Regions from separate parts of the Homo sapiens genome. Here region 1 is linked to region 2. A link is a loop called in an ENCODE intact Hi-C map of the cell type or tissue named here. Cell type or tissue: Caco-2. All regions are shown on one strand. Links, peaks and the distances in the headings refer to the core of each region. The heading gives the core; the rest is flanking DNA.

Region 1 (8,333 bases), core at 287-8,286, 87 kb after region 2:
ATGTTAAAATTTTAAACTCAAAGTGCCACGTGAATGCGAAAGGGGGACTGTTTGGTCGGTGCACTCTCTTCCCAGCAACCAGCCTATGGATCATATGGATGCTAACGCCATTGGATCAAGGAGGAATAGGCAGGCCACACCGTTAATTTAAATATTTCTCTAAAAAAGAGAGCTCCAAATGGCCCACAAATGGCCCACAGTGAGATTACAGTCAATAAACTCTCACAATGACTCTAGCTTTTCACTTTTCACATAACTAAATAGAGAAGGCAACGCCTAGCCCTTACTGGAGTTTATGATAACACCTAATTTGAAGCGCAGGATCTTCTGGGTAGGGGATGAACCTATAGCACCCCCCTCTTCCCAAGCCCAAGGGGACATTGCTTTTGGACCTTGGTCATTTTGCCCATGACCTAGTCAAGGCCTCAGAAGCCTCCAGGAAAGAACACCAGAAGCCACTTCTTTTTTTTTTTCTTTTTGAGACAGAATCTCACTCTGTCGCCCAGGCTGGAGTGCAGTGGCACGATCTTGGCTTACTGCAAGCTCTGCCTCCCAGGTTCATGCCATTATCCTGCCTCAGTCTCCCAAGTAGCTGGGACTATAGGCACCTGCCACCACATCCGGCTAATTTTTTTTTATTTTTAGTAGAGACGGGGTTTCACCGTGTTAGGCAGGATGGTCTTGATCTCCTGACCTCGTGATCTGCCTGCCTCGGACTCCCAAAGTGCTGAGATTACAGGTGTGAGCCACCCCGCCTGGCCCAGAAGCCACTTCTATCTGTGCATGGAGCTGTGAGCTTCCCAAGAAATTAAATGATGGGAAGGGAAAAAGGACCAGAGCAAAATATCAAGGAAGCAAATCAGAGAAGGAGGAATAGGAAATAAATCCACTCTATTGCCAAAGCTAACGGAGTTAAAATTTTTGGTAAGGAATTTTGAAAGCGTACATATTAAATTACCAATTTCAGTCCCCAAAATAGTTCCCTTAGCATTGTCAAAACCCATTATTTGACACGGAAACTAAACGAGCATAATCTGCACTACTTTCAGATAATTATTTGGAAAGTGCAAAGGAGAGTAGCAAAACTTTTTTTTTTTCCACAAACGATTTATGGAAGGACAAAGTTGTTAAGCAGTAAATAACTGACCTAACTCTCCACTTAGAAGACTAATGTGTTAATAAGTTTTGAAGTTTTAACCTAGGTCCTTTGTGACACTGGTTAAGATGAGTCAGTTAGCAAGAATTACTAGGGAACAGAATCACTCAGCAACGTATGTTGCCAAAGAAGAGGGAAGATAATGAGATGTGGGCAGTTTTATCACAGCTTTAAGGGGGATAATATTAATTCACTGGAACAATTAGCAATGTCTCTAAGTAAGAAACCCAGAAACATAGTGCCTTATAATTGAATGCCATATGGTAGGAAATATGCTAGAAATGCTGTAGTGGTTAAGAGAAGAAGGAAACATTACTGGTGAAAGCATGACAATAACATTGTAAGTTTTCAGATATAAGTGTAGCCAGTTCCCAAGGGCCCAGACTTCTAGCAGAGGCTGACATTTGTAAATTCAGAACCACTCAGGGATTGATACCAGAGAGGAAATGCAAAGTCTAGAACAGATCTGAGACTAAAGGATATATGTTATACAGACTACGAGCATACAGGAGAGCCACCAAAGCAGTCATAATTGCAATGTTCTTACCGGGAGGAAAAATAAATTCTGCGCACGCAGAATCGCCACCTGATTATTTGAGGCTGAAAAGCTTGTGTTTGTTGTGTTGGCAGTTGGAGGGATTGTTTCCTCTGAGTCACTCAGGAAAAACTGCAAAGAGAAGGTTTTTTTCAATGAATTAATGTAAATTAGATTAAATAACTAGCAGGTGGGTGCTAACTTTATGAATTCTGTGTTCCTTATGCACAGTAAACAGGATTGTTTATGTGGACTCGGGAATTTCTATTGAATAAGTAATTAACAATTTATTGTTCTATACATTCAATAGAGAATTCCAGAACTTCAAAATTCACATTAAAGGAATTGGAGGCGCCTTTATCAAACAGTAAATTAAAAGTACACAAAGCTCTGGGCAGAGGGCGTGGTTAGAATTACATTTGAAACCGATATCACCTTTGAAGCCAATATCACCATATATACATTCAACTCTCTACCATCAAATCGGAGCCTTCGGAATGCTTTTTTCCCCCCAGTATCTTTGCCATCTTGGCTCAAACATTAAATGAGTCAATACAGTCCTATGAATTTTTGATGTTTAGAATGAAAATTAATTTTATGGGCAAAATGCAATCACCAGCCTCGACATTTGTATCTATTATTTGTGAGTGCCTGGCAACTCAGAATCATAAGGGGTGAAAAATTTAAAAGGATGGATGTTCTCTGGACTGCTGGAAAGGGGATTTAAACTAAAAAAACAAAAAAGGTAATGCTGAGAAAATAATTAGCTCTTATGTAATGGTCACCAATATAAGCATCAGAAGGACAGTATCAACCTGTTAGCAAGGCAGTAGAAATGTGTATCTCTCTTTTTCTCTCTCTCATCCTCTCTCTCTCTCTCGCTCGCTCGCTGTCTGTCCTACAGAAGCTGCACACAGACTAAATACCCACGGATCAGCCACTTTTCTGTCATGTGGCTAAGGGTCAGAGGAATGTTCTGGAAACAAACCAGAGACTCATGACTTCAGCCCATTCCTTTTACTGAAAGAAATTAATCTCATCCATAAACCTATTAAACAGCTTGTGTTTTCTGCATAGGGTTAACCATACATATTCAAGGTTTAAAAAGTAAAATTTCCCTATAGTTTCTATGGTTGCTTTTGTTTGTTTCTGTGGAGTTATTTCTCTGGATTGCATAGTTCTTGTCAAATACCTAAACTAATTTATTTGGACAGATAAGAAGACATTTACTTAGTCTATTCTTGGGAACATTCCTCTCACAGTCAATAGAGATACGAGATACGGTATTTCTGCCGTTATATCATTTGACTAAATTTGGCAAAATGCTGATTTAAGCATCAAAGAAACGTAGTAGATTTCTTTATGTATGATGAAAGAACTTGTAAAAATCATCACATCCCTGGCTGAACTACAAATGTGCTAACATTTTGGAAAAACTTATACGAATGGAATAATTGCTTGGCAAACATCAGGCTCCAAAAGGGTACAGATTTAGATTTAGATTTGATAGACCAAAAATTCAATTGATTTAAATATTAAAAAATCAATAAATGGCAAACAAAAGGAGATTGTTTAGCTTGGTGGGTTACTAGTCTTAAGTGCCAAGGATCTTAAAATAATTAACAAAAACTTCTTGATTATATATCACCTATAGGCAAAAAACTAGGTAAAATGAAGTGTTGCATTCTTGACATACAATGAATGAGTAGTTTACTTTGTGAAAAATGTGTCTTGCAAGGAGGTTTTGCAATAAATATGATGGTTGAACTTAAAGTACAAGAGAAAACTCCAATCACTACACACAACGTTTCCTAACCCACTTCTGCTATGTCTTTCTAGTATTTATTAATATCAACTACCCGTAAATTCAAGAAACTCTTCATTCTGTCTAAAATCATACTACAATTTTGAATCAGCTTCCCTTCCTCCGTCTTCTTTGCATTTTAAAGTAACAAACTCATGTCATTCCCTAATTGTAGCCAGTCAAATACTCAAGAGAGTTACTAATCCCTTGCCCACCTTCCCTCCAGGTAAAACTGCCCCAACTTTCTCCACTGAAAATATTTTTAGCATCATAATGATTTAGGCAGCTCTTCTCTGGACCCAATTTAATTTTCCACATCCTTTGTCACAATTGGGACAATGATGTCATCAATCTGTTCAAAACATCCTAAATAAAATGCTAATGAACACTGCATATTTTTAGTTTACTTGCAAATTTTACATTTCTCAGGCAATTTAAAACATATCAGAATTACATTTTTCGAATCACATTAAATTGTGAACAGGTGCTTTAGTATTGTTTTATGCCTGATGACATCATTGTGTTTGTCATTTGGTTGGAATTAGAAGTCTACCTGACTAGACTATAGTTAACTATGGCTAACTCCTTGTCTGGGTGGCTCACAGATTTATATATGCTTTACTTATAATAAATTTCTTGGAAATTTCTCAGAAGAAATTGCAAAATGCTGTGAGGAATCAAGTGACAACATTCTCAAAATGTCAGGAATAAAATGGCAGCACATTCGGCCACTCATATGTGATTCTCAACAGCTAGCTGGAGACTAAGATGGAAAAAACACTACGTATGAAACAAGCATGGACAACCAATTGTTTTTCTCCACTTTTGATTGAGGTGTTGGTATCACATGGATAAACATCAAGTGTTTAAGATATCCTGTTAAAATCGCACAATTCATTGGAAATAAAACTGACTTGGACATTTTGGCATTCAATACCAATGAGTAATGAGATTTAAAAAGCCAGTTCTCTGAACACACTGTTCCCGTTGACCCTGGCTTTTGTAAGGGTCATTAAAATGCAGGCTGGGAATAAATATCAGTGACTGGAAATTGACGTGGAGCCTCGGGATGAACCAGCCCATCCACCCAGTCAACAGCAGGGACAGGTCAGGGCAGCCTCAAGCCGTCACATGTTACTCCTAATGCATCTCTCCCCTTTGAGGTACAGAGTCATGGCAAGCGATGACAGAGAGGCAATTAATAAGGGCTGCTTGCCACTGGCTGGAAAAACGCAGGGCAAACCAAGGCTCACCGGCTGCAGAGGGACTGGGGCTTCCAGAAGAAAAGGAACACCCGAGGGCACGATGCCAGGGGCAAGGAGCCAGACACAGAGGGACAGATATTGTGTGACTCCACTCATGTGAGGTCCCTAGAATAGGCAAATTCATAGAAATAGGAAGCAGCACAATGGTGACCTGGGGCTGGGGAGAGGGAGGATGGGGAGTGAGTGTTTCATGGAGACACAGTTGCTGTAGGGAAAATGAAAAGCGCTCTGGAGATAGATGGTAGTGATGGTCGCGCAACATTGCAAATGTACTTAATGTTACTAAATTGTATGTTTAAAAATTGTTCAATAATATACCTTATTTATATATATTTTACATAATTAAAAAATACATTAGAGGCCGGGCGCGGTGGCTCACGCCTGTCATCCCAGCACTTTGGGAGGCCGAGGTGGGTGGATCACGAGGTCAGGAGATCGAGACCATCTTGGCTAACATGGTGAAACCCCGTCTCTACTAAAAAATACAAAAAATTGGCCGGGCGTGGTGGCGGGCGCCTGTAGTCCCAGCTACGCGGGACGCAGAGGCAGAATGGCGTGAACCCGGGAGGCGGAGCTTGCAGTGAGCCGAGATCCCGCCACTGCACTCCAGCCTGGGCGACAGAACGAGACTCCGTCTCGGAAAAAAAAAAATACATTAGAAACAGAAAAACAAACAAACAAACAAACAAACAAACAAAAAAAACAAAGAAAATGAAAGCACTCTTCCTCTGTCTCAAAGGGAAAACTTAAAAAAAATCATAGGTGCTATACATGAGGACATGATTGAGGCTATGTCTTTAAAACGATGAAGTTTTCTGAGAGCAAATTAAATGTTCTTCCCCGTGACTTAAAGCATATGCGCGCCCACAGCCCCCCACTCCACCAACACAAATAACTGTTATTCTTGCTGAAATGTGAGTCCGATGCCTGGATTAGTCTCACTGGGTTAACAACTGAGAAATAGAAATACTACTTGGGGATGGGGCTCCATCAGTCTGGAAAATGTGTTCAGAAAAAAAAAAATACGGAGAAAAACATGAAAAGCTGTACTCCTTTAACCAGAAACTGCTCCAGGATGGGCAGGTTAAAGTGGGACTAGGTAAAAAGGGAAACAACCCTGGGACCATTGAACTGCATGTAGGTAAAGACTAGGTTTCACTCACATCCTCAGCAGAAGGTGTCGCCTTCCTGACATGAGTGACAGGAGTATGCTTCCCTTGCACCACCCTGCACAGGTGCTCCCTCCTAACCTGCCTGTCTGCCTGGGCAGTCTGAGTGCTGCATCAGCACCACCTGTGTGTGGCCCCGGGCACTGCCTCTGCCTCACACAGTCAGAGCTCAGGGGCCCAGGGCATCTGCAGATCCTCAGGTGTGGCCAGAGGCAGAGCCCCATGGACAAGTCCTGCCTCTTCTGTGATTAATAAGACATTATAAACAAGGCTCTACAGCCAGGTCATGTTACTTCCTTTCTGTACCTAACACCAACTTTCCTACAGTTTTATGATTTTTCTTTGACATAAGTACAAGAGGAGCACCCGTGTGGTTCATGGCACCAGGTATCAACACAAATGGTATTTTTCTGCACTCTTGGAGGAATTCAGTGCTTGAGCAGCTCTGATTTCTTCTCCCCCTTAATCGATAGACAGGAAAAGTGGGGGAAGGTAATTTAGCTTATTTCCTGCTCCTACTGCTACAGAAGGCAGCTTGGTATGTGGAAAATCTGCAGAAGGCACATTAAAAGTATTAAAAAGTGTGATGAATGATTTTTGAGAAAGAAATACACCTCAAGGGTCATCCATCATACTTTTAATGTGTCTTCTGTGGAGGAAGGAAAACAACACTGGAAGACATATTTCTGTTGCTGAAGGCAGGTGTTCTCTCTCTAAAGGATCGTAGCTACTGTTGAAAGAATGTCTCCTCCTAAATGATCAGCTTGTCAAACATTTATAGACAGTGACTGAACTGTCTGTCAATCATGACTAATTATGCTATACAAAATAGAGTTAGCTTCCAAACCAGATTTGTTTCTCATTTATATCGTCTTTAAGAATTAGGTGATAAATCCTGGTTTTATAAGGTCAAACTAGATGTTACGAAAAGAAATCGTTTCTTATTTAAAGGGCTGTATGCTTACCTATTCATTCACTCATTCTTTCATTTAATAACTAATGAATGGAAGGCACTTTCCTAGGGCATGTGAAAAAAAACAAAGATCTCCTCAAAGTTCATTCTAGCATTATTCATAACACCCAAGATACGGAAACAATCTATCTATTGATGGATGATTAGATAAAGAAATTTTGGGCTGGGCATGGTGGCCCACACCTGTAATCCCAGCACTTTGGGAGGCCGAGGCAGTGGATCACGCGGTAAGGAGTTCAAGACCAGCCTGGCCAGCATGGTGAAACCGCATCTCTACTAAAAATACAAAAATTAGGTGGGCGTAGTGGTGGGTGCCTGAAATCCCAGCTACTCAGGGGGCTGAGGCAGGAGAATCATTTGAACCTGGGAAGCAGAGGTTGCAGTGAGCCAAGATCACCCCATTGCACTCCAGCCTGGGTGACAGGGCGAGACTCCATCTCAAAAAAAAAAAAAAAAAAAGAAAAGAAAAGAAAAGAAATTTTGATACACACACATACACAATGGAATATTATCCAGCCTTAAAAAAGAGAAAAATCTTGTCATTTGCAACAACATAGATGGATATGCAGAACATTATGCTAAGTGAAATAAGCCACGTACAGAAAAATGAATACTGCATGATCTCATACGTGGAATAAAACAAAGTTGAATACACAGAAACAGAGAGTAGAATGGTGGTTACCAGGTGTTGGGGAGGCCAGGAAATGGGGAGATGTAGGTCAAAGGGTACAAAGCTGCAGTCATGTGGGATGAATGCATCTGGATTTCTAATGCACAGCTGGAGGACTTAGTTAATAATATTCTGTTGTATTTAAGATTTGCTGAGGGAGTAGATTTTAGGTGCTCTAATCACACACACAAGAAGCTATGTGGAAGGTGATGGATGTGTTAAATTGCTTGCCTGCAGTAATCATTTCACAATTTATATGTATATCAAAACATCATGTTCCACAACTGAAATTTATACAATGAGAGAAAGAAAAAATGATCTCACTCTTACGTGTGTGTATATGATATTAAATGTATTGTCCCCTAACTCATATGTGCTGCTACTGGCCAGTGAAGGTCAACTCTCAGGAAGTGTGCTCAATTTGCTTGCATGCATGGTGAACACACTCCTGACGGGCCAGGAGGCGGCTTAATTTTACGGGCATGTGTCAGTCACCCAAGGGTTCTGAGTAAATTGGAACCTTAGCTTGTGCACCCTGCTGCCCTTCAAGTGTGCTTTCATCCTCAGCCCCTTGGCTACGGAGTCAACTTCCGACCCAGTCTCTCTCACAGCTTTCATCTACCAAAGTCCACTTGGTGCTTGGCAGTGCACTTTCCTGGGGAGCTGGATCTTGGAAGAGCAGGACTAATGCATAAATGCAGGTTACAAAGTCGAGCCCGAAAAACCCATTTTAGAAAACACACTCATGCTTCTGGCATCTC
Region 2 (8,333 bases), core at 152-8,151:
TATTATTTTATCCTAAATACTTCAGTATTCATCTATAATTGATAAGCTTTTTTTCTTTTTTTATCTAATCATTCAGCCATTGTTACAAATAACAAAATTAGTTATTATTCCCTGTCATCATTTAATGTGTAGTCTATATTCTAAATTTCCTGTACTATCTCAAAAATATTTTTTAACTGTTGATGTTTTTGAATCAGGATCCAAAGTCCACGTATGACTTTTAGAGATTCTACCACTGAAGTCTCTTATGTCTCTAACTGCTACTCTTTCTCACGTAGTTTTCATGTCATTAAGTTATTGGAGAAATTAGATCAATTGCCCTGTAGAATGTCCCACACTGTTGATTTGGTGTTGTCTAACTTGTTTCTATATCTATCTGCTGCATTTCCTATTAAACCAAAGGGCAGATCCAGAGACTTGCTTCAATTTGGCTTGAATGCCTTGGGAATGATGCCAGAATATAAAAGCAGGCAGAAGAAGGTGAAAGACTAGACTGGCTTAGCCTCCCAGCCTACCTCTTTCTCCCGTGCTAGATGCTTCCTGCCCTTGAACATCAAACTCCAAGTTCTTCAGCTCTGGGACTCAGACTGGCCTCCTTGCTCCTCAGCTTGCAGGTGGCCGATTGTAGGACTGATATGGTTTGGCTCTACGTCCCGACCCAAATCTCCATAATTCTCATGTGTTGTGGGAGAGACCCGGAGGGAGATAGCTTGAATCATGGGGGTGGTTCCCCCATATTCTCGTGGTAGGGAATAAGTCTCATGAGATCTGATAGTTTTATCAGGGGTTTCCGCTTTTGCATCTTCCTCATTTTCTCTTGCCGCCACCATGTAAGGAGTGCCTTTCATCTCCTGCCATGATTCTGAGGCCTCCCTAGCCATGTGGAACTCTAAGTCCAATTAAACCTCTTTTCATCCCAGTCTTGGGTATGTCTTTATCAGCAGAGTGAAAACGAACTAATACAGGGAACTTGTGATCACGTGAGTTAATACTCCTTAATAAACTCCCATATAAAAAAATATATATAATATATATCTTTACATAGATATATATATACATCCTATTAGTTCTGTCCCTTGAGGGAACCCTCACTAATACACTATGTTTAACCCAGCCCCAGTGTGTGTCCTTACTCTATTAATTTGCCTCCTTTGAGAGGAGGGTTTTTATGCTTCTTTCATCCTCCCCTTCTCCGGCACAGAACTTTTGAGTACGAGTACAGACATGAGGAGCCTAAATGTATGACTCTGTGACCTTGTATTCCACTCATGTACCTGGGAATATATAATAAGATCATATAGGAAAATACTTTTTTAAAAAGAGTATTTTTAAAAAAGGAACTAAAGCCTCTTAATAATCAAAATTGCCAAAGTCTGCCTTGCCCATGGTTTCATCTGTCTCTGGTAACCTGCCCTGCATCCTCAGGGCCTCACATCTCATTCCACCCTCATCTCTGGTGGACCATTCCGTGGGGCTATGACTCACCTCATGAAAGAAGCATCTCACCTCCAGTACATGCCCCTGTCTTTTGCTGTCAGCCCTAGGGCTCCTCGGACACCAAGGAGGCAAGACACTCCAGGGGAGACTGTGAGGCCCTGGGGCAGTGGTCGTACAAGTTCAGGAGTCAACAACTGAAGGAGCGAGCCTCCACCGAGCAGACAGGAGCAAGTGATGAAACATGCCTCCATGTTGATCCTCTGGGGCAATTCTTCAAGGCCTCTCCAGGCCCCTCAGAAAGGTTCATGACCATTCACCAGTTGCCTTCAGCAGTGACCTGGGTAGTGCATCCTTGGTGTCTCTCCTGCTTCTTGCTCCTCTTGGTCCCTCTCTCCTGTTCCCTGGAATTACCTCCCAAATAAACTCAGGCCCTTGTCTCAGACTCAAATATTTGACTTCCTACTGTATGCCTGTATGCCTGACTTGAGCCATCTGTATAAGTTTGTTCTCATGCTGCTATAAAGAAATACCTGAGACTGGGTAATTCATAAAGGAAAGAGTTTTAATTGTCTCACAGTTCAGTATGGCTGGGGTGGCCTCAGGAAACTTACAATCACGGCAGAAAGCAAAGGGGAAGCAAGGCACCTTCTTCACAAGGTGGCAGGAAGGAGAAGCACTGAACAAAAGGGGAGGAGCCCCTTATAAAACCATCAGATCCTGTGAGAATTCACTATCACAAGAACAGCATGGGGGAAATGGCCCCCAGGATTCAATTATCTCCACTTGGTCACTCCTTTGACATGTGGGGATTATGGGGATTACAATTCAAGATGAGATTAAGGTGGGGACACAAAGCCTAACCATATCTCCATCCAAGAAGAAAAAGATGTAGGTAGCCTTGCCCTCAAGAGCTCTTGGTCTAGGACATGACAAAATGTCACCGACTGAACTGAAGTTAGCAGATTCACATCTGTATAACTGTGTAAACTTTACTAATTTCTTTTACTAAGAAATTATCTCGGTCTCAGTTTTAGCTGAATTCCCAAGATAATTGGTTTCAAGTACTTTCACTTTCCAAAGTATGATACTGGGTCACCAATGCAAAGCTTACAAAATCTTGTGACCATTAGTTGACCTCTCTTGTGTATTTGGAGACATTGAGAGAAGTTGAGAGAGGCAGTAGATTATAAGGGCTTAAAAAAAAAAAACATATTTGGCTGCTGCTTTAATGAGGCCAAAAAAGCAAAAAAGTATGAGTCATGCCTTTCATGACTTCAGCCCATGGGAGAAAAATAAGAGCCCCTTTTCCTTTGCTTCACATGTAGGAGAGATGGTGCTCCATCTCCAAGCACCAGGGATATGTCACCCTCTCCAAGTGGCTCCAATGAGGTTGCTAGGTCCCCTGGGGCTTAGAGACATGGTGGGCAGGTGTCTGACCCTTGACTCATGGCTGACTTGTGTTCTGCCTGGCCATGGAGCAAAAAGATGTGTTAGTGGGACAAAGAAGGCACATGGGTTTCTCAGGAAGCTCATGGGGACCCACGAGAGAGACAGATATAAATAAAAAGAGAGAGAAAAAGCGTGGTGGCACCGGGATGTCTTAAATCCTGCCCAGAAGGATCTCTAGAACTCTGGAGACCTCTACAGAGTGGATCACCAGGTGCCTCAGAATGAGAGAGGCATCTTAAGCCACCAGCCTGCATCACAGAATGGCAGACAAGAGATTCCTACCTAGTTGCAGGGATGGGGAAGAAGGCAGGGCACTGCTCCTTCCATCATCTGTAAGATCTCTCCATCAGGCCCCCACCTATCTGTTCACCTTCACTTCCTACCAGTTTCTGGCTTCATGAGGCCACACCACCCCACTTCCTGCTGCCATTCAAACACAAGATTGTCTCTGCCTCAGAGGACCAAGTTGGCTTGGAAGGGATTGCCAGACTCACAGAACTGGCTTCTCATTATCGCTATGCTTCATCTCAAACACCACCTTCTCAGCAAGGCTGGCCTTCCCAGGCACGCTGGCTAAAGCATTTCCCAAGCCTTGGTCATCATGGCTTTTTTTGTTTGTTTGTTTTTAACTTTTCTTGGCTGTACACCCACCAATCACGAGTATACAGCTTAACACATTTTCAACAAACGGAACGCAGGTATTGACCCAGCATTCAGATCAAGGGCCAACGTAAACACACTGGCAAAGGATTGCAAGAGCCCTGTCCACAGCAGCTGAGTTCTGCCAGATTCTGTAAATTCATGCAGCCTTACACCTGCACTGGCCAATACTGTAACTGCTAGCCACACGTGGCCACCGAGAGCTTGAAAGGCAGCTAGTGCCATTTGTTGAAATGATAACGTTTTGGACTTACTGAGTCAAATAAGAAACGACACACGTGGCTCTCATCATGTTTCTATTGGACAGCGCTGCCCTGGAGCCTCGGCAAGTCATTTGGCTTCTTCGCGTCTTTCATGTGTCTTCTCCAGACTGTAAGCTTCCTGTGGACAAGGCCTGCTCCGTTCAAGGCTCAATCTCCAGCTCCTGACACACCATGCGCTAGGTGCTCAGTCACTAATGGTCTCGCGAAGGAGTGATCAGTGAGTGAAGCAGGGGCTGCTGCATGGGAAAGGTGAGCGGGCTGGAAATGGGTAGTCCCCGCGGCGTCTCCCAGTCGGGCTCCTCCCGAGGAGGAAGGAAGGAGAGACCCCAGGTGTAGTCGAGGGGCCGGGAGGGAGGAGGGGAGGGTCGCTCCACCCTGGAGCGGGAATGCTGCAGGGCAGCTCCGGGTCGCCAGGCGGCGGTTTCCAGGCAACGACCGAACACAGACGCGGGCTAGACGCTGGCGCTGAGCAACCTGAGGCCTGCAGACTCCGACTGGGCCCCTGGGCGGGCGGGACGGACCGCGGCCAAGGCGGGGGCGCTGGACGGTGGCGGCATGGAGGACGACGAGGAGGAGACCACCGCGTCCACGCTGCGGGGCAAGCCCAGGCCGCCGCCCGTCTCGGCGCAGTCCGCCTTCAGCTACATCCCGCCGCGGCGCCTGGACCCCAAAGAGCACAGCTACTACTACCGCCCGGCGCGGGTGAGGACCGCGGACTGGGCGCGGAGACCGGAAGGCTGGGCGGCTGGGCGGCTGGGCGGCTGGGCGGCTGGGCGGCTGGGCGGCTGGGCAGGGGCGGGCGGCCGCGGAGGGGCGGGGGAGAAGGGATCACCCCAGCGGAAGGGTCTTGGGGCGGGGCTCTCCCTCGGAGGGAGGGCGTAGGGGCGGGGTTCACCTTAGGGAAAGGGGCCTGGGGGCGGGGCTCACCTTAGGGGCGGGGGCCTAGGGGCGGGGCTCACCTTAGGGGAGGGGGCCTGGGGGCGGGGTTACCTTAGGGGAGGCAGCCTGGGGGCGGGGTTCACCTTAGGGACTGGGGCCTTGGGGCAGGGTTCACCTTAGGGGAGGGGGCCTGGGGGCAGGGATGCGCCGCCGGGGACTGGAGAGAGGAGCTCACAACGAGGAGGGGCCCTGGGAGGGGCTGCACCGCTAGGGATCGGGGACAGAGCTCACAGAGTAGAGGGGCCCTAGAGGAGGAGCGCACCTTCGGGCAGGGACCCTGGGGGCAGGGCTTCACTACCAGGGGTGGGTTCCGAGGGGCGGGGCTGGACAGCCTGTGGAGGGGGCCGGGTGGGAGCGTGCGGAGATGAAGGGGGCGCGGCAGGGTCAGCTGGGGAGACAGGGAGGGTGAGCTCCCGCCAAGGCGCCTGGGCCCCAAAGAGTACAGCTCAGGCGACTACCAGTGTCAGCTGAACCCCTGGGACGAGGATGTGGGAGAAGCCGGGTGCGCGAATGGGTGTCTTAGCTGCGATCAGGGGCTGGGAGTCGCGGGAATGCTCAGATAGGACCCGGTGCTCTTCGGAGAAGGGAGCGGGAGCCACTAGGTGTCAGGATCCCTCAAAAGCACAGTGGCTCTGTCGGGACAGCAGGGCGCTCTTTCTGCCCAGGGTCTGGAGGGGGTCGCGGGAAGCCGGGGCCGCCCAGCGGGCTGGGCGCGGCTCCCTCTGGGGTCTGTCTGCGGCAGGCCCAGGCTAGCAAGGAAAGAAGGCCTTGCTGCCGGGACTACGCCCGGATGGTCCAGGGCGCGGGAAACCCTCTGCCCTCCTGCAAACCGAAGACCAGAAGGAATAGCTGGCGAGCCGCCTGCAGGGAGGGCTGGACTGAGAGTGGTCCCTCTGTTCTGTCCTGGCCACACCGGCCCGTGCATTTCCTGGGATGGGATCTGCGAGTCTGCGAAGGCCACTGGGCACCCTGCATCTCCCACCAGCGGCCAAAGGCAGGAAAAGTAGTAAATTCAAAGCCAGTTGAGGGTCATCTACTCCTTTCTTCTCACCATTGTTCCTAAATGTCCCCGGTTTGTCTTGCTCAAGATGCAGGGGCAGGGGAGTCATTACTGAAAAGGAGCATTCATTGAGGACCCTCAGCCTGCAGGCGTAACTGGGACAGGTCTTTCTAATTCTAGCTGTCCTGGTGGCTTGAGTGGGTAGAGAGGGATATAGATTAGCCAGGTGTCTAGGGGGAAGGAGATCGTTCCCTTATGGTGTATAAGGTGTTCCCAGAAAATGCATCCTTCCTTTCCCCACCTCCTGCCCCCACCATCCTAGACCCTAAATAAATTCCCCTTCTGACTGGGTTAGCACACACTGGCCTGCATGCCACACATAAAGTGTAAGCACTCTTGGACAGCCTCACCAACAGAAGCAATCGTGTTTCTAGTTTAGACAACTGCTGTCGGTTGAATTGTGTCCCCTTGAAATTTATGTTTTGGAGTCTTAATCCCCAGTACCTTAGAATGTGAACTTATTTGGAAATAGAATTTTACAGAGATAATCAAAATAAAATGAGGCCACTAGGATGAGCCCTATTCCAGTATGACTGGTGTCTTTGAGAAAAGGGGAAATTTGGATATATAGAGACAGACATGCATGTATTAGTCCTTTCTCACACTGCTAATAAAGACATACCCAAGACTCGGTAATTTATAAAGGAAAGAGGTTTAACTGACTCACAGTTCAGCATGGCTGGGAAGGACTCAGGAAACTTATAATCATGGCAGAAGGAGATGTAAATATGTCCTTCACGTGGCAGCATGAAGAGGAATGAGTGCACAGTGAAGAGGCAAGACCCTTATAAAACCATCAGGTCCTGTGAGAACTAACTCACTATCACGAGAACAGGATGGGAGGAACTGCCCCCATGATTCAATTATCTCCAGACGGTCCCTCCCAGGACATGTGGGAATTATGGGAACTACAATTCAAGATGAGATTTGGGTAGGGACACAGCCAAACCATATCAGGGAGGATGATGTAAAGGGACACAGGGAGAAGACAGCTGCCTACAAGCCTCAGGGAAAGGCCTGGAACAGGGCATTCCTTCACAGCCAACTGCTTGATTCCATACTTCTGGTGCCAGTACTGTGAGACAGTGAATTCTGTTGGTTAAGCCACGTCATCCATGGTACTTAGTTTGTGCAGCCCCAGCTGACAAATACGGCAGCCATAAACCTCAGCCTGCTCCCAGGAGGATCTCTGGTATCTGATAGCTCCTCTCTGCTTGGCTTTGAGCAATATGCAAGGACAGGGGGAAAAGGGACATTTGCAATCAGATCTGTCTCTGCAGCCCTGTTTGCCTGTTCTCCCAGGCTCGATTATCCTCTGAATATTAAGACAGGAGGGAAACACGAGGGAATGGTAAGTTCCCAATCTCATTGCCACCAGGGACTTCATTTTTTTCCTCCTGGGAGCAATATGTTTTGAAAGAACTGTTACCTATACATAATCTCATTTATTAAATGAATTTTACATTTTAAGTATGCAATACTCATGTGACTGCCAATCAGCTTATGATTAATGCATAGCAGTAATGCACCGCATGAGATAAACAGTGGAAAAAATAAGGAGTGTTTTTGTGTTAACTTGTTCTATGCTGTTATGTTGAAAGGAAATAAAATTCATCTGGCTGTTGGACAGAATAAAAACATTGGTAATAATGCCATTTGAGGGATCCTGTAAATAAGATGGGGGCACCAGGAAAAAGAGCAGAATCTGCATCTCCTGTGGGCCAGCTACTGCCTAGGGAAAGGCGGTGAAATTGATCCTGGCAGGCACAGTTCATTCTTGCATTTACCAGTCTAATTAACGTCTCCACCTTCCTGGGACCAAACTAACCAAAGGGCAGAGAGATGCCTGAAGTGTGAAGTGACTGGGACTCCATCACTTGGAAGGAGGTCCGCTGGGAGTGGGCTGGAAATCTGCCCCTTTAATGCTGGGGTCAGTAAACCAAGGCTCCTTGGCCAAATCTGGCCAGTTGCCTATTTTAATAAATAAGGTTTTCCTAGAACATAGTCTCACACCTATGTGTTTGCATGTCTGTGGTTACCGCAGAGAGCTGTGTAGATTTGGCAGAGACCATGTGACCTGCAAAGCCCAAAACAGTTACTACCTGGCCCTTTACAGAAAAAGTTTCCCACCCCTGCTCTAATGTATCACTACCTTCTGGAAGGTAGGTATGGAACTTAGAACAAATTAATGCAAAGTGGATTTTTGAAAAAACAATTTTTTTCCATGCAGTTTGGGTAACTGAGGTCACAAACAAATTCAAGTTCTGAGGCCTTTAGTACCACGCAAAAGAAAACGATGCTACAGAAATGTTAACATCTAAATTAAAACAGCCTCGAAACAACAAGAATAACAAAAGCATTTTGAAGCCCATTTGACAAATAGCTACCAATGGTAATAATCCACTCCTCAGGATGATATGAACTGGGATTTAATCAGCTGCAGGACCAAAGAAACTGATTCTCTGACCTAGAGACTATTTGGAATAAAGAGGGTAAATTCTGCATCACAGGTTTTCTAGAGAACT

Evidence for each region. Hi-C counts contacts between places; a loop is a spot of excess contacts. Peaks named below come from ENCODE experiments on the same cell type or tissue, not always from the same donor. Only the 100,000 strongest peaks of a DNase experiment are listed, where the experiment ranks them.
Region 1: a loop joins it to region 2, with 2.4 times the contacts of the local background. A loop is called at or near these places in 6 of 110 quality-filtered maps.

The regions. Positions count from the first base shown.
Region 1 is chr5:7,760,177-7,768,509 of GRCh38, reverse strand. It overlaps ADCY2 (adenylate cyclase 2), which reads right to left. Exons shown (of 25, transcript NM_020546.3): 17 at 1,704-1,823. Among named protein-coding and RNA genes, the nearest start is that of CFAP90, 87 kb to the left of the region's middle. In Caco-2, for the core only: no CTCF peak of the experiment used is centred there; no DNase peak of the experiment used is centred there.
Region 2 is chr5:7,847,053-7,855,385 of GRCh38, reverse strand. CFAP90 (cilia and flagella associated protein 90) reads left to right here and starts at 4,253. Exons shown (of 3, transcript NM_001089584.3): 1 at 4,253-4,511. The coding sequence starts at 4,365. It also overlaps a transcript of MTRR not described here. In Caco-2, for the core only: a CTCF peak has its summit at 4,192; DNase peaks (open chromatin) are centred at 4,235, 4,745 and 5,245; H3K4me3 peaks cover 1,987 bases.